Linked DNA regions of Mus musculus: region 1 is linked to region 2. Evidence: chromatin loops called from intact Hi-C (ENCODE). Cell type or tissue: left cerebral cortex. All regions are shown on one strand. Links, peaks and the distances in the headings refer to the core of each region. The heading gives the core; the rest is flanking DNA.

Evidence for each region. Hi-C counts contacts between places; a loop is a spot of excess contacts. Peaks named below come from ENCODE experiments on the same cell type or tissue, not always from the same donor. Only the 100,000 strongest peaks of a DNase experiment are listed, where the experiment ranks them.
Region 1: a loop joins it to region 2, with 2.6 times the contacts of the local background. A loop is called at or near these places in 4 of 42 quality-filtered maps.

The regions. Positions count from the first base shown.
Region 1 is chr14:103,543,371-103,559,173 of GRCm38, reverse strand. Scel (sciellin) reads right to left here. Exons shown (of 31, transcript NM_022886.2): 8 at 15,285-15,350. Among named protein-coding and RNA genes, the nearest start is that of Scel, 38 kb to the right of the region's middle. In left cerebral cortex, for the core only: a CTCF peak has its summit at 8,521 (motif pointing left); DNase peaks (open chromatin) are centred at 6,976, 8,244, 8,510, 10,786 and 4 more places; H3K4me3 peaks cover 354 bases; H3K27ac peaks cover 1,190 bases.
Region 2 is chr14:103,621,442-103,637,244 of GRCm38, reverse strand. No RefSeq gene overlaps it. Among named protein-coding and RNA genes, the nearest start is that of Slain1, 21 kb to the left of the region's middle. In left cerebral cortex, for the core only: a CTCF peak has its summit at 6,502 (motif pointing left); DNase peaks (open chromatin) are centred at 6,516, 7,007, 10,173 and 10,830.

The DNA.
Region 1 (15,803 bases), core at 4,352-12,351, 79 kb after region 2:
GAACCATCACGTGGTTTGCTGGGAATTGAACTTAGGACCTCTGCTTGCTCCAGCCCTGCTCACTCTGGCCCAAAGATTTATTTATCATTATATCTAAGTACAGTGTAGCTGTCTTCAGACACACCAGAAGAGGGCATCAGATCTCACCACAGATGGTTATGAGCCACCATGTGGTTGCTGGAATTTGAACTTAGGACCTTCAGACGAGCAGCATTCAGTACTCTTAACAGCTGAGCCATCTCTCCAGCCTTAGATAATGCTTCTTGTTTCCAACAGGCTTTAAATATACAAATAAGTGATGTTGTATTTGTATCAACATCAAGAAGGGAAGGAAAAAAAGGGAAGAAAGGAGGAAAGGAAGGAAGGAAGGGAGGGAGGGAGGGAGGGAGGGAGGGAGGGAGGAAGGAAGGAAGGAAGGAAGGAAGGGAGAGAGAGAGAGAGAGAGAGCGAGCGAGAGAGAAAGACAGACCAGAGTGAAGACATAGCATAAAAGGGCTAGGGACTCCATTTTATTAGCATGGCCCGGGGGAAAGCCTCTGTGTAAGGTGACATTAGAGCTGAAACTTGCAGGAAGTGATAAATACCCTGAGGACAGCTGGAACACCAGCTTGAAGATGACATTTGACACTTGAAACTTCATGAGGTAAGCAAAGAGACTATTGTAAAGAGAGACAAACTGAGAGGAAGGGTTCTGGCCTCACATCGCATGGCATTTCAGGGTCAAGCATGTGAGAAGTGAGAGGGAAGGAGCCCACGGGAGGAGGACGGTCAAGGAAAGGAAGGTAAAAGTGAGGAGGTGTTGTGTTTCCTGGAAACCAGCTGAGCAAAGGCTGGCCCAGCCTGACGGACAAACCAAGGAGGACAAGGACTTTGAGGTTAGCATGGCTTTGCCATAGTGGTCAGGACACTGGTAACTCTGACAGAAACAGTCCTGACAGGACAGTGAGTGTTTGGGCGTGGAGCTGTATACACTATAGGAGAAGATTTAGGAGATAATGGGAAAGAAGGAAAATGAATTGAAATTGATATTTTTGGAAGGAACAAGGGTACATGACTGCATGTTTGTGTGTGTGCCTCTGTGTGTGTGTGTGTGTGTGCGTGTGTGTGTGTGTGTGCATGTGTGCACGTGTGTGTGTGTGTGTGTGTGTGTGTGTGTGTGTGTGTCTGCCTCTGTGTGTGTTTGGTCTCTGGTAGAAGCACAGACTCACTGCATCAAAAGGAACAGAGGAGACCAGAACTGCTGAGTCACCTCAGTTGATTTGGGGCAGAGAAAGTTGTCTTTTGTTTATTTCTATTATCGAAGGAAGAAAAAGAAAAAGAAAATCAAAGCCATTGATTCAAAGTGAGGAAAGCACGTTGAGAGCAAGACAGGCGAGCATATGAAGGCGTTCCCTAAAGGAGCAGGAGGGTGAGCAGACCCCGGTAACAGCATGCTAGTTTAAGAGATTTCTATATGTCAAGAACTCTTCTAAGTGCTTCTTGTTGACTAATTAACTCAGTCAGTGCTTATTATAATCCCAGAGCCAGGTGTTATTTTTTCTCCCCATTATACAGAAAAGACTGACTCTTTGTCAGTGAAAATAATACATGCTGGGATTATTCCATTTGATCGACACCACCATCTTTTCTCAAAAAAGCAGTGGTGGTGCACGCCTTTAATACCAGCACTTGGGAGGCAGAGGCAGGCGGATTTCTGAGTTCGAGGCCAGCCTGGTCTACAGAGTGAGTTTCAGGATGCCAGGGCTACACAGAGAAACCCTGACTTGAAAGAAAAAAAAAACAACCAAACAAACAAACAAACAAACATGTGTTGGGTACATACGTCAACTGATAACTGGTAGTGTATCTGCGAGGATTTGATGATCAAATCCTCCCCTTCCAGAAGTAGACAGAAGATAAAGATCATTCCCGGGTAAGAGTAGGACTGCATAGGGCACTGGATACGCAGCATACGGGCAGGGCAGCACTAACCACATGGACGGACGGTTATAAAACGGAGACACAGGTCTATGTCAAGCTTTGCTTATACCAGACCCACCCCAGCGGAATATGAGATTTCTTCTATCTTAGAATGGCTGATGCTTCAAAGAGTAAATACTTGTTGAGTCTGGGAGGTAGATGCTGGCATAGAAAAAAAAAAAAAAATAGATCTGAGATGGCCGGAGTCATAAAAGCCAAGATTGGAGGTATATGGGTCCTGAAAGCCAAGAGCCCTGGAGCACGTGTAGTTCACTGGGTGGGAGCTTTGCACCCTGCTGGGTCAGCTGCAGGGCAATGCCCTGAGGGCTTGACTTCACCTCAGAGGAGCTTCCATTTGCATCTTTGTGTTGACAGCCACAGATGACAGAACCCAAGCCCGGGTGAGGGGAGGATGGGAAAAGACATTCACAGTGTGCCAGGAACCTTATGTGTTCCAAGCAGGGGGATTAAAAATGAAAGCTAGGCAGGAAGCTGCGGCCTGGAGTGCTGTGAAGGGAAGGAAACAAAGGACATTTATAGAGCGATCTTAATTGAATTCTACTTCGGAGTCCTGATGTTTGAGCTTAGATAGTCCCCTGCCTCTCCTCTGCCCTTCCAGGCACCTCACACAAGCTTTCCCAAGATCTATGCCACCACAGTGGTAACTGTCCGTGGATGTAACTGTAAAGAGTCGCTTCAAGGAATACACAGGCAGTTTTCAAGAAAAATGTATGAAAACTGTATGTTTCAAACTATGATACAAAGACCAGATTGAGGTGAGGGGATCCCCTTGTAGAAGGGGCTGTTTATGTTGCCCGTTTTTCAGATCCCTTCTGGTCCGAGGGTTGTTCTGGGGCAACGAGCTTGTCTCCCCAGACCTGAATTCCAGTTTGAGTTGGAGGTCATTTCTCTAACTGCAGCACGGCCCTGGGTTCCATCAAGGACCGCCGACGCACACATCCGTGAGCTTTGCTCTCACAGTTCACCGTGTGTCTTCCTTGTCTCGCACAAATAGCATTTCCATTCCAGCAATATCAAAGGAGCTTGTAGGAACCAAGAAGTGAGCTCTCAGCTGTTCCTGCCACCATGGCTGCTGACCGCTGCTGTGTTACCCTGCACCGAGGGATGGACTCTCACTCCTCTGAAGCCATACGCTTAAATATCCTCCTGCTTCTACAAGTTGCCTAGGTCATGGTTTTTTATCACAGAGATAGGAAGGTCATTAATACAGTCACCTTATCAATTTAGGGATCTTAAGGGTGGGTGGCAAACTGCAATCCCAAATGTCGAAATCCTCAAATATCAAAATCTCTAATGTCTAAGAAAAATAAAATTACAAATACTTTAGGAACAAGTGTGTATCAGCAGGCTCTCACACGCATCATTTTATTAGTTCCATAAGCGTACCACGTGGGTGCGTTTTTTCCCACTGAGGGTTAGGAAGCTGTGTACATTTCCCTACACTGGTGAGCGTCTCAGCCAAGGTCTTTGGTACAGACCTTTTGATGTCCGTCACTTGCTTCTTTTCTCTTCACCATACTACAGCTAATCAAGTGTTTTAAATGCAAATTTATTTTTCAAAGGCTGCTAAATCAGTCCTGGTGGTTCATCCTCAGAGTCCAACCCTCCCCGCCCCCCCAGGCTAACTCAGGAAGCTTTCAAGTTCAAAGCCAGAGAAGCAGACCCAATCAGCTCAACAAGAACTTGTTCCCACAGCCACCCGTGTTTTAGTGTTAGGATAGATACCAGTGTATGGGGCTAAAAAAAGTATGGCAAAGAGCGTACAAGGCACAAGGCCATGTTCAAATGAAAATGACTGTCATGATGTGACTTTCTAGTGGCTAGGGGTCACTTTCCTAGGTGCTTAACAATGAGTCAGAATCTCAGGGTCTCAGCTCCAGACCAGCTTCTGGCCTACGTTGTATGAGCCTGGAAATCATGCTAGTTCTTCTTGAATCTCTGTTTCTTTACCTAAGAGAATGGCTGGTCTAGATGCTCACTCAGGAAGACAGAGACCGCAGAGAATTCTCCATCCCTGGAGATTCTGGCATTTATTTATTTATTTATTTATTTATTTATTTATTTGTATAGACCAAGTAACTTAACATTTGAGTACTGGGCTTTTTCAAACATATGTGGATGCTGTTGTACCTAATAAAATTTAACTTGAGATTTGATCAAGAACATAAGTTTACAACAGTCGGTTCTTTTGAATAGATGTGGTTTGATTCCCAAAGGCTGCTCTGTCAAAAAGACTAGTTCGGGTTATGGCCCTGAGTGGTCTGGACCCTGCTGGTACTGGGGTCTAGAGTAAAAAGGTCAACAAATCACAATGTCTGGGCCCTTCTTGAGTTCCCACAAGACTGAATTAGGAAGAAAAGAATTAGCCTAATGTCTTAGTTGGCTTAATCATTTATAAGAACACAACTTCAGATTTGTTTTGGCTTTAGAAACAGAAAAAACAGAAACTAATACAGATGGTCAATAGACCCAAAGAGACACAACTTCTGAAGTATTTGTTCAGTCAGACTAGTTTTTAGTCCTTAGGTAGTTTTTGCAAAGAGATAATAATAATAATTATTATTATTATTAATAATAATCCAGGAATTATCAGGTGAAGTGGAAAATACATCAGCACTAAAATGGTGTCTATTCAAATGGATCTACTTGAAGGGATCCACCCAAAGGGATCCACTCAGAAGAGATCGTAAATCTATATGTAAATCATGAAACTAAAAGATATTTAGAAGAAACACTTTGTGACCCTGGGTTAGACACGATACCAAAGGCATAAATCATTAAATGAAAACTGAAAAATAATCAGATTTCAACATGTTTTTAAAAACTTTTGTTCTAACAAATACATGGTTAAAAGATTGAAACTGTCAGCAGCACACTCAAAAAGTTATAAATTTATATTTCTGATAAAAGACATATATTTTATAAAACTCAGAAATAAGCAAACACAACACCAACAAAAGGCAAAATATTGAAATGTGTGCTTCACAAGAAAAGATGTACATATGACAAAGAAAGATACAAAAGGCCACACTGCACAGCTGGTCCCTAGGAAAGCAGGCACCTAAGCAGTACTGAGATAAAGCGCGAATTAGCATAGTTAAAAGAAGGGCTTTTAAACTGAAAATACTAAACACCATTGAGGAAATGTAGCAAGCCAGGCTCTTAACCTTTGCCTGTGTGCATGCAAAAGCAACAGACGTTTTGACCCAAACCATGAGGTCTTTACAAAGTTAAGCGTGTGCTTATCATGTGACCTAGCACTCGTTGGCATTTGCATAAGAGAATCCTTTACTGATGTTCACACAAACCACAAGGACTGTTCGAAGCCCTGATGTGTTTTTTTTCCCCCTTCAGTGAGTACATAACTCAACTGTGGTGGTCTCTCTGATAGCACACCACTCGGCAATACAATGGAAAGAGCATGGAAGGATGGCTCATGAACTCTATACATTCAAATGACTACTCATCCGCGAATCTGTTGGGTGATTTTTTTTTTTAAACAGCTGAGAGATGAGAAGACAAGAAAGTGCACTGCCCCATTCCCCAAGTACAAAGACAGACTTAGGAAAAATGACAGTCTTTACAAGCTCCTGCTCCTCCCAAATGTCCTCAGAAGACACTTGATTGACACCCCCATCAGCCACAGGGCATCCACCCAGGGCTCCCCGCCTGGAGCTTTGTTCCTAAGTCCCCTTCCCATGCTTACTACACAAGGCAAAGCCCCCTGGTCCGACTGTGCTCCGCTCCTGCTGTATCAGGAGGAAAGAAATCTGAGTTAAGTAACTTGCTACAATTTGAATGCCCAAAGACAGCCACCTGTATTGTGCCAGAGCGTTTGTTTGTATTTTGAGAGAACTATGTAGCAATCTCTGATAAATTGAGACAATACTGCTAAATAGCAAACCTGTTTCTTTCTTGTCCAACCTGCCTGGCTTTTATGGTTGAGCCAGGATGATGTTTTGTTAAGTGACAAGCCCTAGGTATCCTGACTTTTTCCTTAACTCTACTTTGGACCTGAAACACCTCCGTTTCAGCAACCTCATTGGTCTTTGGCAGACAGAGGAACAACAGGGACCCAAGGGAGGGATGGGGCACAGAAATCCGCACTGGGCAAAGTATTGGTTTTACTTGTCTGCATGAGTTGCTTAAACCTGATGTGGGGAGTCCCTGAGGGGGTCCGAGTTGTCCCTAAACAACTGAAGAGAAAACAAGTCCTTGTTCAAGGTCAAGGCCTTTATTTGTTCTGCTAAGCTAGCTTTCTCATTCTAGTCAAAAGCCATTTCAATGAAAGGACAAACCTTGACCAAGGTTAATGTGTTAACTATCTGGGCTGTTTAAAATATGGAGTCTGGAGACACAGGCATGATTTTTTTTTAAGTTATCTATACTCTGGCATGTTACTAAGTGCAGGCAACATTAATATTTATAAGAGATTCTTGTTAGTGTATAGATTTTTTTTGTTGAGATGAAAATGAAATCCGTTGCTTTGTGTGAGTGTGAAGCACTTTGTAAAGGGTTTGGCACTGACAGGGTTAACAATGCTGCAGCATAATTAGAAAGGTTACATTTTACCATTTATAGTTGCAGACAGAAAAATATAACTACAGTGCAAGGTTGCTATGGCAACTTGCTTCTCAATCAGGGTTTTTTTTTCTCCCCTAATTCTACCAATCCGCTAACTGGAAGTCAAAACCCATAAAAGAAGAGGTTGTAACAGAATAAGGGTGAGGTGATATGGGGGTGCACAGGAAGTAGTTCTTTTCTCCTTTCGACAGGTATGTGTCCATGGTCTCATTTCTATCCCACGTTTATTTTCTTCCTTGTGTTTGAAAATGATTCCAGAAGAAAACATACTGGTTTTATTAGTACTGGAAATAGAGACAGTAGCTTCGTTGTTCTTCTCTCTGGCTAGCATTTATGAATATTTATACTGTCTCTTAAGCAAGCCCTGTAATATGGCTTAACAAATTGCTTGCTTTGCTTTCTAACACGGCTTCACTTGTGTGGCTCAGGCTGGCCTTGAACATGTGGGCCTCCTGCATCCTCCTCCCGTGTTTGGATTGAGCAACAGTCCCTGGCTAGCAAGGTTCATGCATGAATCTTAGATGAGATCTAACCACTAGATCTCAAAGTCCTCAAGATACATCGAAGCACTTGAATTCCTTAAGATGTATTGGTTGGCTCAGAAGGTAGCTCTGTGACCCCTCTCCATCAGTGACACATGGGTAGTCTATGTTTCCTGTAGGGCACCTGTCACCTGTTCTCTCATTGGCTCCAGTCTGGCAAATGCTAACACCCTTGCAAAGGAATTATATGACAGTAAAACGGGGTGGAGAAACTTAAAAAATAAACAAAACTATAAAGATATGATTAGTGATAGATGGCTTTTGAGTCTCCTGAAGTAGAGATTGGACCTGACACCAGTGTATCTCTGGAGTCTACCCAAGTGCTTTCATACACATAGACAGAGATCAACAGCTGTGCTGGAATGAGACAGACAGAAGGAAAGTAGGGTGGGAGGGAGATATCTAGTCAGTCCTCAAACTCTAAGCACATAGAACAAGGCTCAGTTAACTACAAAGTCACATGGCGGTAACAAGCTGAGGAAATGAATTGTTTTACACACAGTAGGGATCAGAATCAAGGATGGACATGTCTATTAATAAATAACTATGGATACATTTGCTCGATGCTGCAAAGGATTACAAGATGACTCCACGTATTTAATGAATAGGCTATAGCAGCTGTTTAAAGGTAAGGCACTGTTAGTTGCCCAGTAAGGATTATTAATTTTTCTGAATACAGAATTCAGAAAAAAAAAAAAACCCTTTGGGCAGCATTCCATACCCATCCCTTCTTATCTGATCGTCTCCACAGTAACTTCATTCTAAATATGTCACATTTGATGTCCATCCCTAAGTCAGGATCCCTCAGCCTCTTACCCCGCTCCTCCCTGATCCCAACCCACATCCAAGCATTTATTATTGTTTGAGCATCGCCTCCACAAACATGTCCTTCAAGTATCCCAGAACCAACCTGCTCAATGCTAAACATAGTAGCAGCGTCTTTGGTCCTACTGCGCATGCCCTGAGCAATCATTTGACACTGCGTGATTACATCATATTCAAATACAAATACAAAATACTTCTCTTCTTCCAAGATCTGTCCCCCAAGTCCACATTACAAGCTTCCCGCGCGTAACAGATCTCCCACAGGATATGGACGTTCTGTGTGTGACTCCTTGTATTGCCGGTACACTGGTTATTTATGCCTGAGGTTGCCACATTTAGCTATCATAAAGAACTCTGAGCTGCAGTGGCCCCTTGGAGTTCTGGGACAGGAATTTCCCACCACACTCCCAAAAGCCATCTCCCGGACACATAAGCTCCCTTTAAGACCCTTCGCCTCCCAGGAGTCCCCTTCCCTTTTCCCCTGTGAGTGTGGCTCACGTGCAATTAGTGTGGCCTTTGGAGACTCTCACTGCTCTGAACAGGCGAACCCTGCAAAGCACCAAACTAAGATTAGTGTGCTACTGCCACCTAGTGGCGACTTTTCCCTGGCCCACGCTAATCTCAAACACTACCCTAATGATGGGGTAAGAGAAGGAAGACACAGAGGTCAGTGATAGAACTTGTCAGTGAGGGTGGCAGTAACTGTTGGTATGGCTATGACTCGAAAGAATAGTTTTGTTGTAAAAGGTAGCACGGAACCCTCCTTTAAGACTGGATGCCCAGAGTGTGGGTCAATGAATGCTCCCGTTGGTTACAAGAATGGGCGCTTCCGGGATTTCCAGGCCTAGGACATGGCAGAACTAAACTGTCTGGCATAAATAGTGTGGGAATTTTCTGAAAGGATGAAAAATGAGGTGTAGAAACAAGGAGTATGAGGCTGCTGAGCGGAGCATCCGTGGGGATGTCCTGTAAGAAATTCCAGTCAGTGACAAACACCTGACCTGTAGAGAGTAGAATAAGCAACAGATTAAGTTACTGAACCAAACAAGGGGGATCCATGATGGATGAAGGGCAAGCAACTCCGAGTCGTCCTGCCAAAAGCCTGGCTCATTTTTCTAGGGTAATGTAAAACCATTGTAATTGTTACTTGGGGAGGTGAGCTGGTCTGATTACTAGTATTTCTATAGATATAACCTTGTCACTTACATAGAGGAGTAAAGGGCGGATGTAAGAGTGAGAGACTATAAAGAGATCTCCTACTGATAATCCAGAAAGAAAAAAAAATGATTCAGGATGATATAAATATTAGGAGGCGACTGGATTCAAAATGAATTTAGAAGGCTGGGGGCCAGGTCCACTTATGGACCAGGTACTCGTAGTTAAGTAGGAAACTGTGGGGACCCTCCAAGTTCTATCCTGGTAAACTGAAGCTGTCAACACAAGCTAGAATCCCCTGAGAAGAAAATCTCAAGGAGGGATTTTCTCCATTGAATTGGCCAGTAGGCATATCTTCTGGAAACTGTCTTAACTAAGTTAATTTATGGAGGAAGTCCCAGCCCACTGTGGGTGGCACCATCCCCTAGATAAGGAATCCCGAGCTATATAAAGGTGGAGAAGTCAAGACAAGCACAAGCAAGTCCCTGGCCTTCACCATAGACAAGGTATGACTAGTTGTTGGAAGTTTCTGCCTTGACTTCTCCGTGATGGTGGACTGTAACCTGGAATTGTAAGATGAAATAAAACTCCTTCTCCCCTCAGTTGATTTTTGTCAAGGTTATGTTATCACAGCAACAGAAAGAAACTAGAAGGTGTACTAGGGTGTCAAATGGCTGGGAATGGTGATGGTGTTAACTAAGGTGAAAGGGGAGGACTCAGTAAATCACAAATATCATGAGCTGTGTTTCTAATTGTTCTGAGACATTTAAGCAAAAGTGTCAAGCAAGCAGGTGACTATCCAGTGAAAACCAGAGAGTTCTGGAGGAGCAAGTGATCTTTGGCATCCTGGCCTTGCACCCCTGCTGAAGGCAGGAGCACAGAGCACTGTGAAGAGAGAGGAGATGGCTTTGGGCTTTAGGTACACTGATACATAATGATTGAGTCATGAAGAAGAAAGGCAACTAAAAGAGAATTATTTAAAATAAAATCCTGAGAGGCTCTGCTAGAGCCTGACAAATACAGAGGCAGATGTTCGCAGCCAACCATTGGACTGAGCACAGTGGAGGAGTTAGAGAAAGGACTGAAGGAGCTGAAGGGGTTTGCAACCCATAGGAAGAACAACAATATAACCAACCAGATCCCCCAGAGCTCCGAAGGACTAAACCACCAACCAAACAGTACACATGGAGGGACTCATGGCTCTAGCCACATATGCAGCAGATGATGGCCTTGTCAGGCATCAATGGGAGGAGAGGCCCTTGGTGCTGTGAAGGCTCAATGCCCCAGTGTACAGGAATGCCAGGGTAGGGAGCCTGGAGTGGGTGGATTGGTGGGTGGGGAACACTCTCATAGAAGCAGGGGGGGTTCCGAAGGGGAAACCAGGAAAGGCGATAACATTTGAAGTGTAAATAAATAAAATATCCAATAAAAGAAAACTAAAAAAAAAAAAAGGAAGAAAAAAAGAAAAGAAAAGTCTAGAAACATGTGTCGGGGAGTGGTTAGCACAGTCTTGAAGCAGTAGTTGTAGCTGTTCATTGTGAAAGTGCTAGTCTGAAGGACCTGCTGGGCCATCAGGGCGTTATCACCAAAGCCATCAGTGACCTTAGGGAGAGCTGTTCCCAAGAGCTGAAGATAATGCAAACCAGTCAAATGCAGATGGAAACCATTGGCAGGATGAAGAGAAAGAGTGCCAACTGAACGGATTTGGACGATCTGCCCAGAAACTGTCAAAGATGATATTTTTAAGATGAAAGATTTGAATAAAGAGAAAACAGTAAGGCTTGATCCCGGGGCAGAACAGACAGGTGAACGCAATAAAGAATAGCTAATAAAGCTACCTTTTTTTATTCAGTCTTGATAAAAAAAAATGAAAGGAAAATATTTGTGCTGATGGCATCAGATAAAACTTCAGAGAATATAAACCTGCTGACATATCTTGATAATTCAAAACATTAGGCCAGTTACTTATGTTTCAAAACAGCATTTACTATCCAGTGAGCAGAGCGCTGACCTGACCAAGAGCAACCTCAGAAATCAGTTAGAAGGGGGAAATGGGTTTGCTTAAGCAACGCTTACATGCTGTGCCCTATTGTCACGAATTCAATTTGTCTCTTTAATATTTATCCCAAATGAAAAGCCTTCCTGGCCAGCGGTGGTGGTGCACGCCTTTAATCCCAGTACTTGGGAGGCAGAGACAGGCAGATTTCTGACTTCGAGGCCAGCCTGGTCTACAAAGTGAGTTGCAGGACAGCCAGGGCTATACAGAGAAACCCTGTCTCAAAAAACCAAAACCAAAACCAAAACCAAAAACAAAAACAAAAACAAAAACAAAGAAAAAAAAGAAAAGCCTTCCAAGCCTTCCTATTTTTCAACTTTGCCCTCTATTTTGTTTAATCATTCATGCCTGAACCCTTCCTTTCAAGACTAATGGATATGGAACAGAAAATTATCATCCCCTTAAGAAGTTTTATGCTATTTAGTCTGAACTTTTAGTTAAGAAATTATTGAAACTAAAGCAGTTATGAGCAACAAAGACATGACTCAAACAATTAATTTCTCACAATTCAAGTTTGAGAGCATTTGATTTCTTTTCATGACAAGAGTAAAGCCATACATAGTCAAATCTTTTACCAAATTCTATTCGTGAGCCTTGCAAATTACTTAAAGCCTGTCTGAGTGGTATCTCGAAACGTGAAACTGGTCTTTGTGCCATTCACATTTTCTTCTGTAAAAACAATTTTGTTTTATTGTTTATAATGTTGTTCATTATTGGTTTTCAGGGCTTCACATATAGCTCAGGAAGAGTCCAAACTTAGTTATGGCGAATGTTTAAGTTGTATGACCGTGAAAACCTCAGAACATGTGAAGAGTCTTGGGTTGGTTTATTGTTGTTGTTATTGTTTGTTTATGGTTTTGGCTTTGCTTTGCTTTTATTTGGAATGTGTGCATTTTTTACTTAGCTATGTGATGTGTTACATGGCTTGTTTTGTTTGAGACAGGGTCCTGTCTGGTCGTGGTTAGCCTGGAACTCTCTATATAGACCAGGCTAGACTCAGAGATGCACCTGCCTCTGCCTCCAAAGTGCTGGGATTAAAAGCAGGTACCATGATACCTGGGCTAAATGTGATTTTTTTTTAAAAAAAAAAAAAGCTATTTTAAATGTCCTTTCAGACTGGTAGGTGATTGTTTAAAGTATAGCAGATCTTGCTGGCCTTGTTTACTTAAATATGTAGATAGAGATACCGTTGTAGATATAAAAGCTAGTATGTACATCTAGATAAACTGACAGCCATAGGCAAAAGCATCCACGTGTAAACAAAGATATTACACAGATAATAAAACTATGAAATCCTGACCTTCTTTAGGAAAACAAATCCTCTGGTCCAGGTTATGCCAGCCAGCACAAGTTTTCAACCCAAACACAGCTCGCTTTGAATTCCTGGCTAGCACAGCAAGTTAAGGGTACGATCCACAGCGTTAGAGGCTGCAGAGGTCTAGAGAAAACCATTGGGAGAGATGATGTCTCTTGGGATGTTGGATGTCTGGAGGATGTGTAAGTATACAACACAGAGAGGAGGTGGAAGATAAAACAGTTCAGGGGTGACTGCGCCGTGAGAGCGCACCTGTGCAATGGGCTGAAAGCCCAGTGAGGCAGCAGGACTGTGCTTTGAGGGAAGGGGGCAGGGAGGAGAAACGGTGAGGATCCCAGTGTATCGTGAAAGATCCAGAGAAGCCACATCAGCGTTATGCTCGTAACTGGTGTTAAAAGCACGGTCCCCCAGTTTTATCTGTCGCTGACCTACTTTCATTCACTTTCGTTCCTATGGGGACAGAGATCTGTTTTAGTAGCGCTCACTCCCTTTCGTCATTTATAATTGTTCCTTTTTAATTTTTCTTGGCACTTATTACAAAGTCTACTTATCAACCCTGGCAAGGCACTGGCATTGAAGATATTAAACAAGAAGACACCGTATTCAACTCCAAAGCGCTTGTGCCTTTAGAGTCAAGGCCTTATGCCCGGCGTGGCTGTATCATCTCTCCTCAGTGAGAAGCCTTAGTATGTCTGGGCATTATGTAAATACCCGTGCTCCTAAACACTAGCTGAGAGTTCCACTGATCAATGAAACCCACAGTCCCATTTCCTTAGTTCTAGTGCTATGGATCTGAGCCAGACTTTTTTTTTTTTTTAAGAGAGCATTGTAATTCGTTTCATCTTCCTTGTTTAAACACATCCAGCCAACTGCTGAATTGTTGTGGCTGATAGCCAGGGCTGCCGGCTCCGAGCAAACTCATACCCACAAGCTCAACAGGCCTTGAATATATGAGATTTTGACTCAGGACCAATCCTTGCACATTTTTACGAAGTCATATAATCACTTGTCCATTGTGATGATCATTTATATTAATACCAGAAGCAGGAAGAACAGATCAAAAAATAAAAGTGATTTTGGAAATATCTAGTAAATACTTCTAGCAAAAATACCATTTCTTGCCTATCAGAGAAAAAGGAATAGCTCTCATGACACTCAGAGGTGGGGGTGGGGGAGTACTTTAACCGACAAAGAGAAATGTGAATAGCTGTAGAGGAATTATCTCGTGATATCCTGAGAAAGGGGAGGCTTCACACTAGAAATACAGTCATTCTTGGCCGTTCATGTAGCAGGAAGTCACCTGCAGATATATATGCTCAAGAAGAAAACATTTTAAGAGAAAGTAGATGTTATTCCATATTATGGTTATTTAATGTATCTTATGACTTTATTGGCATGTCAAATCTATATGTAAATATTTACAAAGATGTGAATAAGGAACTTAATTTCTTTGACCAACTAACTGGTTTATATATTTACAGATCCAATGATATTAAAGGACATATTCAAGGGTGACATTAAAGGACATTTATTTCTACAAATTTCCATCATTTTGGAAATAAAAGAGACACTGGAAGTGTGTGTGTGTGTGTGTGTGTGTGTGTGTGTGTGTGTGGCAGATGGACATTTAGAAAATATGCCAATATTATATTACACACACATACAGTTTGACAGTTACAAGCAGGACAAAATCCCATTGAAATATGGAATTATTTTGGTGAAGATATTTCGACTTCTCACATGGAAAAATTTTGGATATCAGAATGCAAACCTAAAATAAAAATCAGTCAGAGGCCACACTTCCCTCCTGTGTTAGTGGCGACATACACCATAGGAGTTCAACACCTATAGAAGACACTTCTCTAAAATCCAAGACAGAGGCTCTGTGTTTTATTCACCAAGACAGCCCAATAATCCAGAGTGACCTTTGACCCAATGATTGATCTATTAGCTATTTATTGAATTGCTGGTGTGCCCTGCATGGCGACTGTAGAATGAGGTCTATGACTTAAGTTATGTTTCTTCTCAAAAGACCAAGTAAAGAGAAAACACTCACTTATCACTTATTTTTCACTCTGTGCTTCCAAGGAATTTGTCACACATATCCCCACTTGTCATTTGGACTTGAAGCAGATGGACCCACAGTGACGCCCCAGCCTGAAATTTGACTCAGTTCTCTCCTATTCACTGTTAGGGGCTGAGTTGTGTGCCCTGAGATTCCCATGTGGAAGTTTTGACTCATTCTCCTTGAGAATGTGGCATTTGGGGGAAGCAGGGTCTTTTCAGATATTCTACGTTAACATGAGGTCATACTGGAATAAGATGGAGCCCTGATCCAACAGATCTGGTGTTCTTTAAAGCAAAAGAAATGTATACTCAGCTATTTGCACAGAAAGGATGTCAGGTGAAGGTGGCAGTTGACACGGAAAGTCAGACTGTGCGGACAAGGGGATGCCTATGATTGCCAGGAAGCCAGCAGCTTCTTAGGAGCGCAGACATCACTCATGGCCCTCGGAAGAACTGGTCCTGATCACATCTGTCTCAGTGAGGTGATAAGTCTCCCACTGTTGATTCCCCTGCATCTGTAGCACTTTTTCACAGAAATCATTGCATACTAAAATGGGCACCTGCTCACTTCTCACAGCTTGTCAGGTTTCTCACCAAGGGCGTGGGGTAAGTCTGACCCCACTCCCACTGAGCACTGTCTTCTCCAGGGTTCACAAAACTGTCATCAATTTATTCAAAACCATCCACAATTATATGCTGTCAGTGACTAATACACTCTTCCATCCGTGACATAGCAATTACCTCTGACACCTCCCCTTACCTTCTGCTGGCTGCTGTGCTTGGAGAGGCATTGTGACCAGGAGGGGGTGGTGGGAACCAGGACTGTCTGTTAAGAAAGGGCATCAATCATGACCACTGTGTTTGAATGGCTGATCCCACCCCCATGTCTTGGGGTGGGAAGACATTGATAGCTAAAAGGCAGCAAGATAATTTTTACAGAAAGCCTTGGAAATAGAATAAACAATACTTCATAAACGGAGTAGGAAGGAAGGACCCTATACTTCAGGCAATTCTTCCCCAGATGAACTGCTCTTTCACTTCCTTTGACACCAAAAGTGTGGACATTTCCTTAAAAACTCAAAAATTGAAAGAATGCCAGCTGTTAAGTCTGGACTGCAGGTTCATGTATGTCACCACATTGTCCTTCCTCTTTGTCTATCTTCGTGATGTAGTTAATAATGAAGTAACAACTTTATTCTCTAGTTAAAAAATCTGATTCTTAGACCATATGCTAGAACACTCTGACAGGATGTTAAAGCAGATAGGAATGCCACAGCAA
Region 2 (15,803 bases), core at 3,422-11,421:
GTCCTCTGATCATTTCTGCCCATGGAGCGGTTTTGGGATTGAAGGATGGCAGCCGCTAAACCTGCATTGGTGAGAGGTCCCCCAAGCTCTCGACAAACCCTGAGCCAGTCTTGTAAGCCTTTGTTCTTTCTTGGGGCTATGGCCGCTCGGCACTCCTTTGTGGCTTGCTCATAAATGAGCTGTTCTACCAGAGGTGCGGCTTGCTCTGAATCTCCAAAAATACGCTCTGCTGCCTCTGTCATTCTGGCCACAAAATCTGAGAATGACTCCTGAGGTCCCTGGACGATCTTTGTTAGTTGTCCAGTGGCTTCACCTGCTCGGGAGAGCGCCTTCCAGGCCCTAATAGCCGTGGAGGAAATTTGGGCATAAGCTCCCCAATGGTAGTTTGTCTGATCAGCAGAATAAGCTCCCTGACCCGTTAACAAGTCAAAAGTCCAATCTCTCTGCTCTGGAGTCAAAGCAGCTGCGTTTGCTCGGGCCTGCGCTTGTGCAGCCTCATGCCAAAGAGCTCTCCATTCCATATATTTGCCCATACTAGGGAGAGCGGCTTTTACAATCGTTTGCCAGTCGGCAGGAGTTAGTGCCATGCCGGCAAGCCTGTCTAACTGCACCAAGGTAAAATTAGCATTGGTTCCATATTTACAGACCGACTCGGCAAGCTCTTTAATCTGCACATATTCTACCGGAGCGTGGACACGCCCACCCTCGGCTCCTTCAAAGACCGGAAATGCCTGTTGTATTTTCCTTTGTTCCTCTCTGGGAATGAATGAGTCTGCGCATTGCCTCTCTGCGCATTGTCTCTCTGCGCAGGGCTGACGCACTACGCAGGGCGGGGTCTCCGCATAGGGCGGAAGTGCACCTTGAAGCCGACTGCCCGGAGGCCAAGCAGTAAACTGGCCTTCGCCAGCCGCTTTTGGCTTTTTTCTTGACCAATTAGCTCGCATTTTATCTGGCTGGCACTTTTCTCTCTCATAACGAGCTGCTTCTTCCTCCCAGTCTGTTTCTTCAGAGGAGAATTCGTCATCTGATTCAGAGCTACTAAGAGCTGGCTTCTCTAATTGATCTTTTTTCTTTTCTTTTTTCTTTTCCTTCCTTCTAATCTCTCCCCAGGTATTCTTACCTGACCTTAACTTTTCCTCGGGTTCAAGACCCATGGAAAGGCCTGTATACTTATTCTGTGTACCATATTTCCTCTTTGCTCCTACTCTCTCTCCCCACTTTACTTCTGATAGATTGTCTCGAATTTCATCCAGAATCCGCCCTGCCTTAACCACTTGATAACATGTGAAAAGGAACAAAAGGGCTTCTAACACTAGAGAAAGTTCAAGGCCAAACATACCTTGTAAAGCTATTTCCCACTTTACTTCTGATAGACTGTCTTGAATTTCGTTAGAAAGTTCAAGGCCAGACTTACCTTGTAAAGCTATACTTACGGGTACCCTGTTCCCCAGCTGAAGAGTTCTGAATTCACGCAGTTGAATCCTTCTCAACAGTCTGTTTTACGGGAACCTTCATTACCGTGACCCGCAGTTCTGGTTCCGGAATGAGGAATCTTCCTTGCGCCGGTGATGGTTAACTCCCGTCCCGAGTTTTTCTTCCCGGGTTTCCGGCACCAACTCTTACACGCGTTCTCACGACCGGCCAGGAAAGACACAACAAACCAGAATCTTCTGCGGCAAAACTTTATTGCTTACATCTTCAGGAGCAAGAGTGCAAAACTCAAACCCAAAAACGAAAGCGAAACCCCGTCCCTATTTAGGAGAGTTATCCTTCGCCTAGGACGTATCACTCCCTGATTGGCTGCAGCCCATGGCCGAGTTGTTGCCACGGGGAAGGCAGAGTACATGGGGTGGAGAAATACCCTTGGCACATGCGCAGATTATTTGTTTACCACTTAGAACACAGCTGTCAGCGCCATCTTGTGACGGCGAATGTGGGGGCGGCTTTCCACAGCTGCCAGGGCATCACTCTTGGAACCCAGTAAGTTTCATTGGAGAACAGCAGAGAGACAAGACAGCCCTAGGCCTGTCAAATCACTGGACACCACGACTCAGTTTCCAAACATTGCACTGTGTTTGTTCAAAGGAGTGTACACACTCTGTGCACATAATTATTTTTTAAGAAAACAGTAATAATAAGACTATAAGGAGATAATCTTCATTGAAGCTATAATCTAGGAGCCGCTTTGGTCTCCACAGGGAAGCTGATGAGAATCTTGTTATAGAAAGTTTGCGTCATTATGATCATAGTTTGAATAAGAATGCCCCTTATAGGCTCAGAGGTTTGTGTGCTTGGTCCCCAGTTGGTGGTGCTGTTTGGATAGGTTTAGAAGGTGTGGCCTTGCTGGAGGAAGCATGTCACTGTGAATGAGTTCTGAGATTCCAAAGCCTCTTTGTATGTTGCTTGTGATTCCGGATGTGAGCCTTAATCTTTTGCCCCAACCATCAAGTCTGGTGCTTTTTGTCATGCTTCTCCACTGTGACAGACTCTTTCCCTCTGAAACTCTATCCAAAAAACCTTTCCTTCTATATGCTTCTGTGATCATAGTGTTTTATCACAGCAAGAACTAACACACATAGCTGATCACTACATCATAGCTCTCTTAATGATGAAATAATCTCAAACACATTTTTTTCAAGATAAACCCCTATTATGAAGCAATGTATATCTGTATGGTCTTGGTTTTTATCTTCAGAAATAACTTGTTATCAGACAGAATAATATGTATTGATTACTATTGAATGCTTTGCAAAAAATATGGTTGCCTTTAACAAATCAGATGATAAAAAGTGAATAGCCAATCTCTGGTAAATAGTGAATAGCCAATCAGATGGGACAGGAGAGAATTCATAATAGGAGACTTTTACAGCTTTACAACCAGCATTAACTGTCTATCTTTAGACTCAGAATGTAATTTGATGATAATTAGAAGCAGTTTTTACTAGCACATGGAAAAAAATATCTGAAAGTTCCCAGATGCTACTAGAAAACAATACAGAGGCAGAAAGAGAAGAAGAAGAAGAAGAAGAAGAAGAAGAAGAAGAAGAAGAAGAAGAAGAAGAAGAAGAAGAAGAAGAAGAGGAGGAGGAGGAGGAGGAGGAGGAGGAGGAGGAGGAGGAGGAGGAGGAGGAGGAGGAGGAGGAAGAGGAAGAGGAAGAGGAAGAGGAAGAGGAAGAGGAAGAGGAAGAGGAAGAGGAAGAGGAAGAAGAAGAAGAAGAAGAAGAAGAAGAAGAAGAAGAAGAAGAAGAAGAAGAAGAAGAAGAAGAAGAAGAAGAAGAGGAGGAGAAACCTTCCTGTCTTAACTGGGATTTCTATTGCTACGACAGAATACCATGACCAGAGAGCAAGTTGGGGAGGAAAAGGTTTATTTGGCTTACACTTCCAGACTGTAGTCCACCACTGAAGGAAGCCAGGACAGAAACTCAAGTAGGGCAGGAACCTGGAGGCAGATGCTGTTGCAGCGGCCATGGAAAGGTGTTCCTTATTGGCTTGCTTCCCATAACTTGCTCACCCTGCTTTCTTATAGAACCCAGGACCACCAGCCCAGGGTTGGCCCCATCCAAAATGGGCTATGCTCTCCCCAACTGATCACTAATTAAGAAAATGTCCTATAGCCAGATCTTATGAGACATTTTCTTGATCAAGGCTCCCTCCTTTCTAATGACTTTAGCTTGTGTCAAGTTGACAGAAAACTAGCTGGTATAATACTTTTAAGTTTTTTATTAATGGAGCTGGAGATATAGATCAGCATTTAAGAGTACTGGGTGTTCTTCCAGGGGATCTGCTGGCTCACAATCACCTGTAACTCTAGTTTCAGGAATCTAATGCCCACTTCTGACATTCCTGACCACTGTATGTATGATGTATATAGACATACATATACTTATACACGCATCGCTTCAGGCCAAGAGTGGTGTGAATTCTTTTAATCCCAGAACTTGGAAGGCATACATAAACAGGGAGATCTTTGGGAGTTCAAGGCCATCCTGGTAGATACAGAGAGTCAGTGGCAAACCAGAGATTTACAGAGAGACCCTGTCTTAAGAGAGAGAAAAGCAAGCAAGAAAAACTTAGCTCATCCAAAGACTTCCCCCACCCTCACCCCAGGAGACAGCAAGTGAAGTAACAAAAAAAAAAAAAAAAAGGTGGAAAATTATTCAGCAGAAATGTAGGTAATGGCTGTGCAGCCTAACTGGGTAATGAGATGGTGGTATAAGGTTTTGCGTTTTACTTTGTTTTAATCTTAAGATTTGTTTATTTATTACCTGCCACTTGCCCATGAAGCCAGAAGAGAACATTAATCCCCTGGAACTGGAGTTTCAGATAGTTGTGAGCCACCATGTGGGTGCTGGGAATCAAACCCGGGTCTTCTGTAAGAGCAGCCAGCACTCTTGATTATTGAGCCATCTTTCTAGCACACATTAAGTCTGTGGATGCTATAGCACAAGAGGAGCGACAGGAGAGAAGTCAGAGGTTGACAGAGATCCAGGACAGAGCGGGCTGTTATCCTTGATCAGGGATGCTGGCCAAGGGAGATCAGCTCCACTAAGACTGAAAATTGCTAGTGTAAGGAGAGAGGACCTGGCCAACTGTGTGCTTGCTCCAAAACTCATTCTATATGAAGTCTATTGATTAAAACAAGCCATACCATCACAACTGCACACAATGCCAAGGGAACAGGGACTGTGTACTGCCATACTGTGTGATCAGAGGGTTGGAAATATTTGAAGTAGAATCTTGCCTATGACAAATGTCATATATGTAAATGTCTTATACATAAATGTCACTTGTTACTGAGTAAACTTACATCTAAATTTTGCCTTAAATAATTTGGTTGCTCCCCATACATTTTGGAATTTTCTGTTTTTATCATTGTTGGCTTTAAATGCATTATAACTGTGTCTTGACTCATGAAATTACTTCGGCAATTTCAGAATATAATTCTCATTTATATATACATATATATATATATAGCTGTATATTTTTATTAGTCAATATTAATAATTATTTAATTTGTATTGTAATAAGTAACCATAGTCTATGTAAATCTGATTTAGTGGAATTTGATAGGATTTATTAAATGGTCTAGCACATGATCAATAACACATATCTACTTAGATATTATATATATATATACTATATTAAGTACATTGTACTGTACACATAAACAGTTTATAATCATATATCATTTATCTAAGCTTTTAGTGTTTACACATATATATGCAACTTATATATATTTGTTTGAAATTAAATGCTACACATGCTACTTAAACTATCTTAACAATTACTAAAATCTAAATATTTTATTACAATAGTATATGTGTTTTGTTTTATGTAATTTACACTTAAATATTTAATATTTAAAGTTTATTTGTGGAGTATACAGGCATTCACTCACTTATCCATATATCCATTTTCCTATCTCTTAACTGATCTTTTGGAAGTTTTTTCTTTATATCTGTTGGATTAATTTTGAGTAAATTCATTAGTATTGACCCTTCTCCTATTCATACTACGTTAATTATAGCTAAATTTTTCTAGTCTATTGAATTACAACAGCTATCATAACTTCCTATTTCTCTGGAATGATGCTCATACTATGTGTAGATACATTCATATCATATATATGTGTGCGTGTGTGTTTGATATCTCTAGACTATTATTAAGTATTCTAAAATAGCATTTAAATTTTATCTAATATTTATTTTCCAATACAATAACTTTGTTAGTACAGAATACTGTTCCAATGGACATATGTCTATGTGGGTCTGAACCCCACTTCTGGTACCACAATCTATATTAGTCAGGGTGATAGAATGATAGATCTTACTCCACTATGATATCAGAAATATTTAAGAATTGCTGGCTTATTGGGTGAGCCTGGTCACAGTGATGATGTCCTGATGTCTTTCTTCTCTGGCACTCAGTCTCCTGGGACATAACTGTCGACAGCATGTGTCAATGCTCTTCCCTTTTTTCCTGCTTTTCTTCCTGAGGAAGAAGTACCAGAGAGAGACAGAGGGGGAGGGAAAGAGGGAGAAAGAGAGGGAAGGAGGAAGGGAGGGAGGGAGGGAGGGAGGGAAGGAGGGAGGGAGGGAGGGAGAGAGAGAAAGAGGGAGGGAGGGAGGGAGGGAGGGAGGGAGGGAGGGAGGGACAGAGAGAGAAGAGAGAGGATCAGAGACCTTCCTACTTTTTTCAGGCCCTAAAACTGGTATTCTTACTGCCTCTGCTGCTTCTTTTCAAAGCAAGTTACCCTGGGACCTCCCGCACAAGAATCCCACCACACGTTCCTGACCCATAAATGTCATCTTAGTGATTTTATTTCTTTGTTCTACGGTTGTGCTTGGACATAGGGTCTGTGAGTGCTTCGCAGCATAAACTTTGAATGTCATGTTGATAAGTCTGTGTTCTTTTATCATTTACTTTAAAAGAAGAGCGTACCATAATCCTCCACCACAGTCAACACCTGTGACTGAAAACGAGCCTCCAGTGCGCCACCCAGTGGAGGCTGCTTCGCCAGCATGCCCGCTCCTACCCAGGGGAGAGAGCGCCCTTAAGGCTTTAGGATTCTTCCCTTTAAATAAAAACAAAGGACATGCCATGTTTTTCTCCTAAAAACAAATCCCACCTGTGTTGATGGCTATGATATGCTATGATATATCCATGTGGTAGGTTAAAGTGGGCAGGGGCTATGGCTTGTGTTTTTGCTCTTGCCTCCTACAGTCCTAGGTTTGTGACTCTTGCCTCTATATCGTGGTCATCAGCGAGGAACAGAGGGTTTTGGCTTTAATTTTTTTTTTTTTAAATGAGGGTTGGTGTTTTTTAAAAACTGTTTAATATAACTTGTAGCGAATTTTAAAACTTAGGATAAATGATATTTTTAAAATAAGCATCTCGGAATCATACTTGTGATGTTTTCTCTCCTTTTGGCACAGAAAGGAACGGAGACGATGAGGGAGGTTTACATTTGGACTTGGTTTAAATTTTTAAAAGCTGTTCTTTTAAATTTGCCATCTGTTACTTCAGTACTTCAAAGTGGCTATGGTAACTGTTGGGGGGGGGGTACCAGGCATAGACATGGTGTAATCATGTACGGCTTGACCCCCCAACTGTGTCGAGTTTCTCCTGGAGGGACACCAACACATTGTGAGTCTTGTCCCATTGAGAGAGTGTTTCTCTGCAAATATGGTATCAAATAACAGCTAGTGTACAGCAGAGATAAGAACCAGCTATAGACATCCTTGTAAGTCATTTGAATTAAAAGGTGCTAATGCGGAAAAGAAAAGCCCCCCCCCCCCAGTTGGACTTCTAACATAAAACAGCATTCCAACAGATTTATGCAGAACTTAAATAACACAAAGGAAAGATGTATAAACTATGTGATTTGTCTTTGCTTAAGAAAGAATCATCAGCCATGAGGTGGAGGCTGGAGGTTTAGGACTTCAAGGCTGACTCTTAGCTACATGGTGAGTTTGAAGCTAGCCTGGGATGCATGAGATTCTGTGTCGAAAACAAATAAGACAGAACAACAACAACAATGAACAAAAAAAAAAAAAAAACCAACAAATCAGAACCAAGGAAAGACAGACAGAAGACAGACAGACAGACAGGCCACAGCTTTATTTCAGCGTCCATCACTTCCCTAGAGCTGCTGAAGAGAACACACTGTGGATGTTGGTGTTGGTTTGGTTAAAGTTGTGGACTCCACACGTGGCAGAGTAAGCCACAGGGAAAGCGTGCTTGCATCATTGAGAGCTGACTCGACTAGCACAGGAGACAGATAGCCACTGAGATGCTTTAACTTGGGTTCCACAATAAAGCAAGTTCCAATATCAGGACAAATTTGTTCCTCCTTTTTATCAAAGAAAGCCTATATTTAGCACTACCGCTGAAACAGGCTAGGGATGTAAACCAATTAGGTAGCAGTGGGTAACTCTGTAGGCTTCTTGAGGTCTTTAAATACCATTTACACCAAAAAAGGTCTAGGAAATGCACTAGATAACCCTGGAAATTCGTACCAAAAAATAGTTGGGTTGTGTAAAAAACCACTAGGGAGATAATTCTATGAGCTCAAACCACTCAAAGATAAAAAAAAAATTCAGTATAAACCAAAATATTAACAACCCTCAGCTAAAGTACATCAAAACTGTTTACACCTCTTAGGTAAAATGACCCTCTGACATGTAGATCCTCTAGGGGGAGGCATATTAGATTTGACTTATGATTCAGAAAACTAATAAGGTATAACATATTCCCTCTATACTTTCTATTCAAAATTATAGTGGCCATATCGATGATGATATAAAGGTCTTTTCATTGGAATCTACTGGTTAATCAATGAAATGAGGGGAACACCACCTTTTGAAATTTCTAATGAGTTCTTAACTTTATAAAATGTGAGGAATGACATTATGTGTCTCTGATGGAAGAACTTAATGTCACTAAGAAGATTGTGGGTTTGGGAATATAGCTGACAGTAAATGCTTTGAAAGCATGGGGTCCTGAGTTCAATCCCTAGAGCCTACAATGGGGGGAGGGAGAGGGGGAGGAGAGGGGGAGGGGGAGGGAGAAACATGGTGAAATTCACTTGTAATCCCAGGGATGGGAAACAGACAGGTGGGTCCCTAGAGATGTCTGTCCTGCCAGCTTAGGCTACTTGCTGAGTTCTCATACCAAACATTGTTCTCTGACCACACATATGCACTTGTACAGATGTGTGCATGGGGAAAGAGACAGACAGACAGACAGGGACACACAGAGAGACAGACACAGAGACAGAGAGCTGGCTTTCATACATTTCACCACCACTGTTGCCACCACCACTATCGCAGAGGTGGAAAATGTGTATAAATCAAAAATACAGAAGCCAGCAAGACAGCTCGGTGTGTAAAAGGGCTTGTCACCAATTCTGACAACCTGAATCCGATTCCATGCTCCCACACACTGGAGAGAGAGAAAGGCTCTTGTAGAGTGTCCTGTGCAAGCTTCTCCAAAGAAAAACTGTGAAATGTTGGGTGGGAGAGATCCAGATGTTGGTCTTCTCTAACAACAAAATTGCTAAGAGAGATAGAGGAGAACTGAGGGAAGAACCTGTGCGCGTCAGCTTCCCATCATTACAACGCTCACCTGAGACAACCAGTCTAGAAGACAATAGCGGATTTGGCTTTAGTTGACAGTTTAGAAGGTCCAGTCCGTGCGCAGTGTGTCCCTCTGTCTTTGTCTCTGTGTTTCCCCTCGAGGTGGGAACACATGGCAGAGGAAAACCCCTCATATCATTACTAGGAAGAGAAAAAGAGGTCAAGGAAGGGGCTACAATCCCACTGTTCCCTTCATGGGCACACCTTGCAGTGACCAGAAGACTCCCATTAACCCCACCTCTCAAAGTTTCACTAAGTTCCAAAAGCCCAAACTGGGACACCAAACTATGTACACATGTGCCTTTGGACACATTCTAGATCCAAACCTTACTTCTGTGTATCAAAAGAGTCAAGACCATACTAAGAAAAGTCAGTGTCTAGAGATTATACTCATAATTCAAACAAGTAATTCAAAGAGGCTTATAGGATATTTTGGGAACTGTGAACACTATGTGGATATTTAAGGAGACTGGGAAATTATAGCTAATGATATATTTAGATGCCTTATATTAAAAAATCTAAACATAGTAATTGTAATATTGTAAAGGTATCACTAACTATCACTCCATTAGTCTTCTGATATTGAAATAAAATAGAAAAGCCTAAGGCTGAAGCAAGGGGATAGAATAAAAAGGAAGTGGTTTCTTTGGTCCCTTTTTTCCTGAAGAATAAGCTCTGAAGCGTTTCCAGAGTTGGTTATGATTTCCCCAGGAGTGTGTCTGAACAAGTTAATGACTTGAAGAACAGCCGGAAGACATGAATGAAGAGGGATCCTTGTCTCTACGTCAGTTCTCTTTACTAAATATTGACATTTCACCATGGACTCCCCCTCCACACACAAGTGTTGACCCAAGTCATTGACAGTGTGGCTTTGTTTAATTTTTGAGATAGAGTCTGGTTAAGCAGACTGGAATTTATGATTCTCCTGTCTCTCCTTTATGAGTGCCATCATTATTGCCTGCACCTCCATGGACACCCTCATCTCTTGGAAGAGTTAAATATAAACACACGTGTCTACGCTTTTCTTTGTCCAAGTGCGGTAGAAGCTTCAGGCATTTTCCTTCTGTCCTGTGGATGAATCATTCGGTGCTGAGTTTTCAATCCCAGGACAGGAAGAAGAAGCAGTAGTGGAGCCGGAGGAAGAGCAGCAGGGGGAGTGGGAGGAGAAGGGAGGCTGGAAGAAGAGTTGGAAGAGGGGGAGGAGGAGGAGGAGGAGTTGTTGGGGAGGGAAACAGGAAGAAGACATCTTTGACATTGGATGTTTTCATGTTTATTTGTCCTCATCTTGCCATGTCAAAGCATGGAGTTAAGCCCATTAGTCATCTGGGCCTATGGTGATTCTTGAGAAATATTTCCTCAACTCAATGACTGCAAACTTCCCAGATAAATGGTGTCTCTGAAAGGGTAAGATACTAGATCCTAAACCACACTTGAATAAAGACCTCTCCTGTCCAGTGAGTGAAGTTATTATTGTGCCAAAATATGAATACAGAACTAGCTTTTGATTTTTCTCTGTTATTTCTGTTAGAGAAAATATGCCCCCTCAATTTCCACCTCTCACCTCCTAAGGGACAAGGGCAATGCTCTGCTAAAGTCCATCTTAAGTGTGTGCGCTGAGTACTATGGTTAGAAGGAGAAGAGAAGGGAATTACATTAGGAAAGCTCAAGCTTTAAGTTGCGTGTGGGAGTAGTTTGTGCTGGGGACAAAAAAAGAGGAGAGGAAAGAGAAAGCAAATAGAAGTGAACTGCAGTATATATTTGAGTCCCCTTGACAAACCGCTGAGAGGCACTAGACAAAGATGGAATCCGGTTTAGTTATGTGTCAAAAGCTGAGCCCCCGTCTTAGTGTAATACAGCTATGGGACTGAGAGCACATATGGATTTACAAAGCTTCCTTGTGGGCATCAAGGCTGTGTAGAAAAAGATTAACCTCGCTCAGAGAGAGGCTTGAGTGTTTTTACATAGGCTCCAGGGTGGTAACTTTGAATTATCCACCTTCTGAATATGTCTAGGTTTCCCTGGAATCTCAAGTCACACTAGATACGATACAATAGCCAAGTGATTTAAGGGGGGATTTTTGACAACTCCAAATCTCTCTACATTCAGATGGGTTGGAAACTAAAGTCAGGCATGCCAGAGGCCAGCCTGCTGCCATGACTAAGTGAAAATCCTAGATACCAAAGTTACGAGGAGCTCTTCTGAACGCCCTTCCTCAGTACGCGTGCTCACAAATCACTGCTGGGGAGAATCGGTACAGAATGCAGCAGCCCTGAGGAGAATGACTGAAATCAACATGACCATCTCTCAGCACCATCCTGAGCTCCTATTCCCTTGGCTTCTGCCCATTGCACCCTCTCACCATAATTATGAATATCATAGTTTCCACAGGTTTTCTGAATTTCTTTAATAAGTAATCATAATTAACAGGGGTTAAGTGTCATTGTTACCTGGATGTCCTCCTACAAGACAGCTGTGCCCTGGGTCAGTAAAGAGCACAGAGATGAACTACTGTGGCAATGGTTTTAAGGAACAGTGTCTGCTCTATTTTACATGAGCAACCACTTATATGGAGGCAGCCCATCAACTGTGATTGGTTAGCACATTACCTCAGATTGAGCAGTGAGCCTTCAGGCCACCAAGGTCTCTATGAGGAAGAAGCAAGCTGAAGGAGGCACAGAGAGTGCAGACTCTTCCACAGGCCAGCAGCAGGCTACTTGTGCTACTGCAGAATGCAGTGTGCTGACTTCTGAAGCGTGCTGTGCCATGTTCCTTAGTTAGAAGGGCAGTGTGTCAGGTAGGCTACATTTTCTCCTACAGTTTGGGGGATCTCTCCGAGTTGCAGTTCCGTCAGAAGTAAATGGTGGATTTTAGCGCTCCCAACCAGTGTGGATGTATTAAAAGTGAAGATGGTGTTAAAGACCCACAGACTTCGCAGAAATGCACTGTGGGCTATCTTTTACAGGCAATTTAAGGGTGAAAGTTACAAGCGAAAAGGGGATCTATACTTAAAACAGTTGAATGGAATGGCTAAGGTCTATAAGACAGCTGAGGCCCGAGGCAAGAGAATCACAAGATCAAAGCCAGCCTGGGCTTCACACAATTGCAGACCGATAAAGAATACTTCCACAGGAAATATTAAAAGTAACAAACTGCAGTCATTTTTACAGAGCACATCTAACAATGTAGGTCTAACAGTAATCATAAACAGTGGTTTGGGGACCTGGAGTGTATATTATCCATATTAACTTCAGTTCCAGGGCTTGGCACTATAAAGCATTTCACGGGAAGTAGATTTGAAATGGCTTTAAATTTAACTAACTCAACACTGGAAAAAAAACTCAGAAAGAAGAAATCTACACAAAGGCAAGATATACTACAACTTATTTTTGCAAATATATGACAAAAAATATCATCTGGATGAATGATCACCACATGTCAAGTGGGGGTCAACAGTGCATTTCTACACATCTAAAAGTTAATAAAACACCAAAGTATCCAAAGTTTTAAAATGGCATGAAAGGTTTAATCTGTCACCCTGCTCTGTTCTGGTGAGGTAATTTTTAGGTTAGTATAATCATTTAAAAACAGCATATTTAGCAAAGGAGATGTTAACAAGTTGAGTGCCAGTCTTAGCTTTACCAATGATAAATGGGCCCTTTCATGGTTTTTTTGTCATGGTTGGAGATTCCTCATCTCTCTTCATCTTTACATCTGGCAAAAAAAAAAAAAAAAAAAAAAAAAGGATGGCATCAGGACAAAATCATTAACATGTCAAACATTCTTTACAACTAAAACAAGAAAAAATATTCTAAGGGATTTGGGAACTCAAGCCACAGTGTTTTGTCTATAAGGACCATGTCCAGTTAGACTATGAACTAGCAGCCGCTGGTAAGTTATCACAGAATAATCCTATGAGCCTGTCTTATGGGGATCTATGGCTGACACAATCACATCCCCACTTTCTTTTAGTACTGACTCAACACATTTGTGGTATTTTGAATGAATATGCCCCCTTAGACTAATCTATTTGAATGTCTCTGTGTGGAAGGTGTTTAGGAAGGTGTGGCCTTGTTTGAGGAAGTGTGTCACCTGGGGTAGATTTGATGTTTCAAAGGCACATACCAGTACCCCCCCCATCTATCTCCCTATGTCTCCCCCCTCTTTCTTTGTCTTTCTTTCTGTCTTCCTCCGTGTGGTGTCTCTCATTCGGTGCCTTCCTTTGTCTCCTCCCTCTCTTTCTCTTTTTGTTTCCCACTCTGTCCATGTCTGTCTGTCTGTCTGTCTGTCTCTCTCTCTCCCTCTCTCTCTCTCTCCCTCCCTCTCTCTCTTTCTCTCTCTCTCTCTCTCTCTCTGTTCTGCCCCTCCCGGTGTGTGTTTGTGTCTGCTTACAACTTACAGACTGGATGTGAGCTCTTGGATACTGCTCCAGTGCCAGGCCTACCTGCTTGCTGCTGTGTTCCTCGCCATAATATTCATAGACTAATCCTCTGAAACAGTTAGCAAACCCCCAGTTAAATGTTTTCTTTTGAATGCTACCTTGGTCATGGTGTTTCCTCTCAGCAGTAGGACAGTAGCAGGAGAATGCACCAGAAACATGTTCCACAGCCTCCCTTGTAGTTAGGCATGGTCAACACTGAGTGGCAGCTTGCTGTGAACAAGGCGATAACGTTTTCATTCTCTTTCTCAGTCATAGGCCAGTGTGAAGCTGCTGAGCCAACTTTGATCACAGAGCACGAGAACCCGACGGAGCAACAATACGGCTCTGAACAGTTTTGTGTACAAAATCAACTTTTGTTTTACCATGAGAATCAATGAGGAAAAAGACCTCTCTGTTTGAGGTAGTTAACTTAGGTGTTCTTTGTTATAGACACTTAGTAAAGCCATAATTTATATAAAAACTGATGCCCGAAGTCAGATCATTTCAAATAAAATCATGAATGTCTTGGCTAGCTGGTTATACAGTAGAGAGTGAGGAAATGTGTGTTATAGGCTAGAAATCTAAAGAATCAGTAAGCAAACAGTAAAGAGGTAAGAACTGTTGTTGTCTCTTGGGATGTGGTAACCTGTTTCCATGAGCCTGAAGCATCTTAAAGTGCCACAAAATAGAGACATACTCAAATGCATGGGGTGTGTGCACAGATGATACCGTACACAGAGTATATAACACCAATCTATGCAATCTTAAGTACCTATGTGGCATAAGAAGACAAAGTCCTTCAAGTTGTCTTCCAACCTCCACATCTGTACCATGGCATATGCACATGTGCACATGTGTGCGAACATGCACTCTTATGCAGGAATAGAAATGTGATAAAATATAAAAATAAAAAAAAATATAAAATTTTAAAAAGTGAGTTTTGTAGGGAAAGAGAGAAATAAGAAGTACTTGACAAGAGAGGGAACCTAACAAAAGCTACCTTAGCCAGAGAATTAAAGTTAAGACAACATCACTCACTTAGCTCCCAGTATGATATTCTCATAATGGGACTATGTAGTCTTCCCCTCAGAACCCACAGCCACATGATAAAAGCATGGAGGGGGAGGGGAGAAATCTCTGAGTAACATGGTCATGAAAACCAGCAGAGCCTAAGAAACCATCCCAAGCAAGAACTGAAGGAGACGCAATGAGGAAAGGTGATGGCGTCCGAGGCTGGACTGCTGTGTCAGAAAGAAGATACAAGGAGATCCAAGACCACGCAGACTCTTGAGTTCATCACATGTTCCTTAGTTACAGCAAGTGCACTGACTGGCCAGTGACAGCTTGCGCGGTTTAGCCTGTGTGCTAGCAGGTGTGGTTCTCTCTCTCTCTCTCTCTCTCTCTCTCTCTCTCTCTCTCTCTCTCTCTCTCTCTCTCTCTCTCTCTCCTTGACTTGCATTTACCTAATGACAACTTGCCAAGCCCCTGCCTTCGGCCATTTATCTATCTTCTGTGAAATGTCCGCATGTTTCCTTTGTCCATTTCTAATGGAGATGGTTTTCATTTTATTGTTGTGTTTTAAGAATTATTTGAGCACGGGGACAAATTCCTTAACAGCAAGTGTTTTGAAAATGTTTTCTCACTGTTGATGGCTTATCTTTTCATTCTCTTAACAGTTTCTTAACACATAGCAGAAGTATTTTTTTTAATTGTTTCCAGAGGTAATTAATTTTTGTTCTGAAAATAATGGTTCTTAGTATTCTATCTTAAACTTCACCAAGCTTAAGAAAGTTTGGGTTTTTGCCTACAAATCTTTTTGTTGTTGTTGGCTTTTTTTTGTTTTGTTTTATTTGGTTTGGTTTGGTTTGGTTTTTGAGACAGGGCTTCTCCGTGTAACAGGGCCCTGGGTGTCGTGGACTCTCTGTATAGACCAGGCTGGCCTCAAACTCAGAGTTCTACCTGCCTCTGCCTTCCGAGTGCTGGGTATAAAGGCGGTACCACTACGCCTGGCACTTCTACCAGTTCTAGTTTGCCATTTTCACATTTAGGTCTATAAGTCAGGGTCTGAATGTTTGAAAATGCGTGAAGACAGTTGGCATACTTGTCTCAATGTGATAGTAATCTGTTCCTAAGTACAATGGCACAAGCTGAAATGGTATAAATGTAATAGCAAAACTCAATATTTCAACACATTTGTCTTATGATCAGAAGCTAGCTTGGGAGCAGACACAGCTCAGAGGGCAAAAACA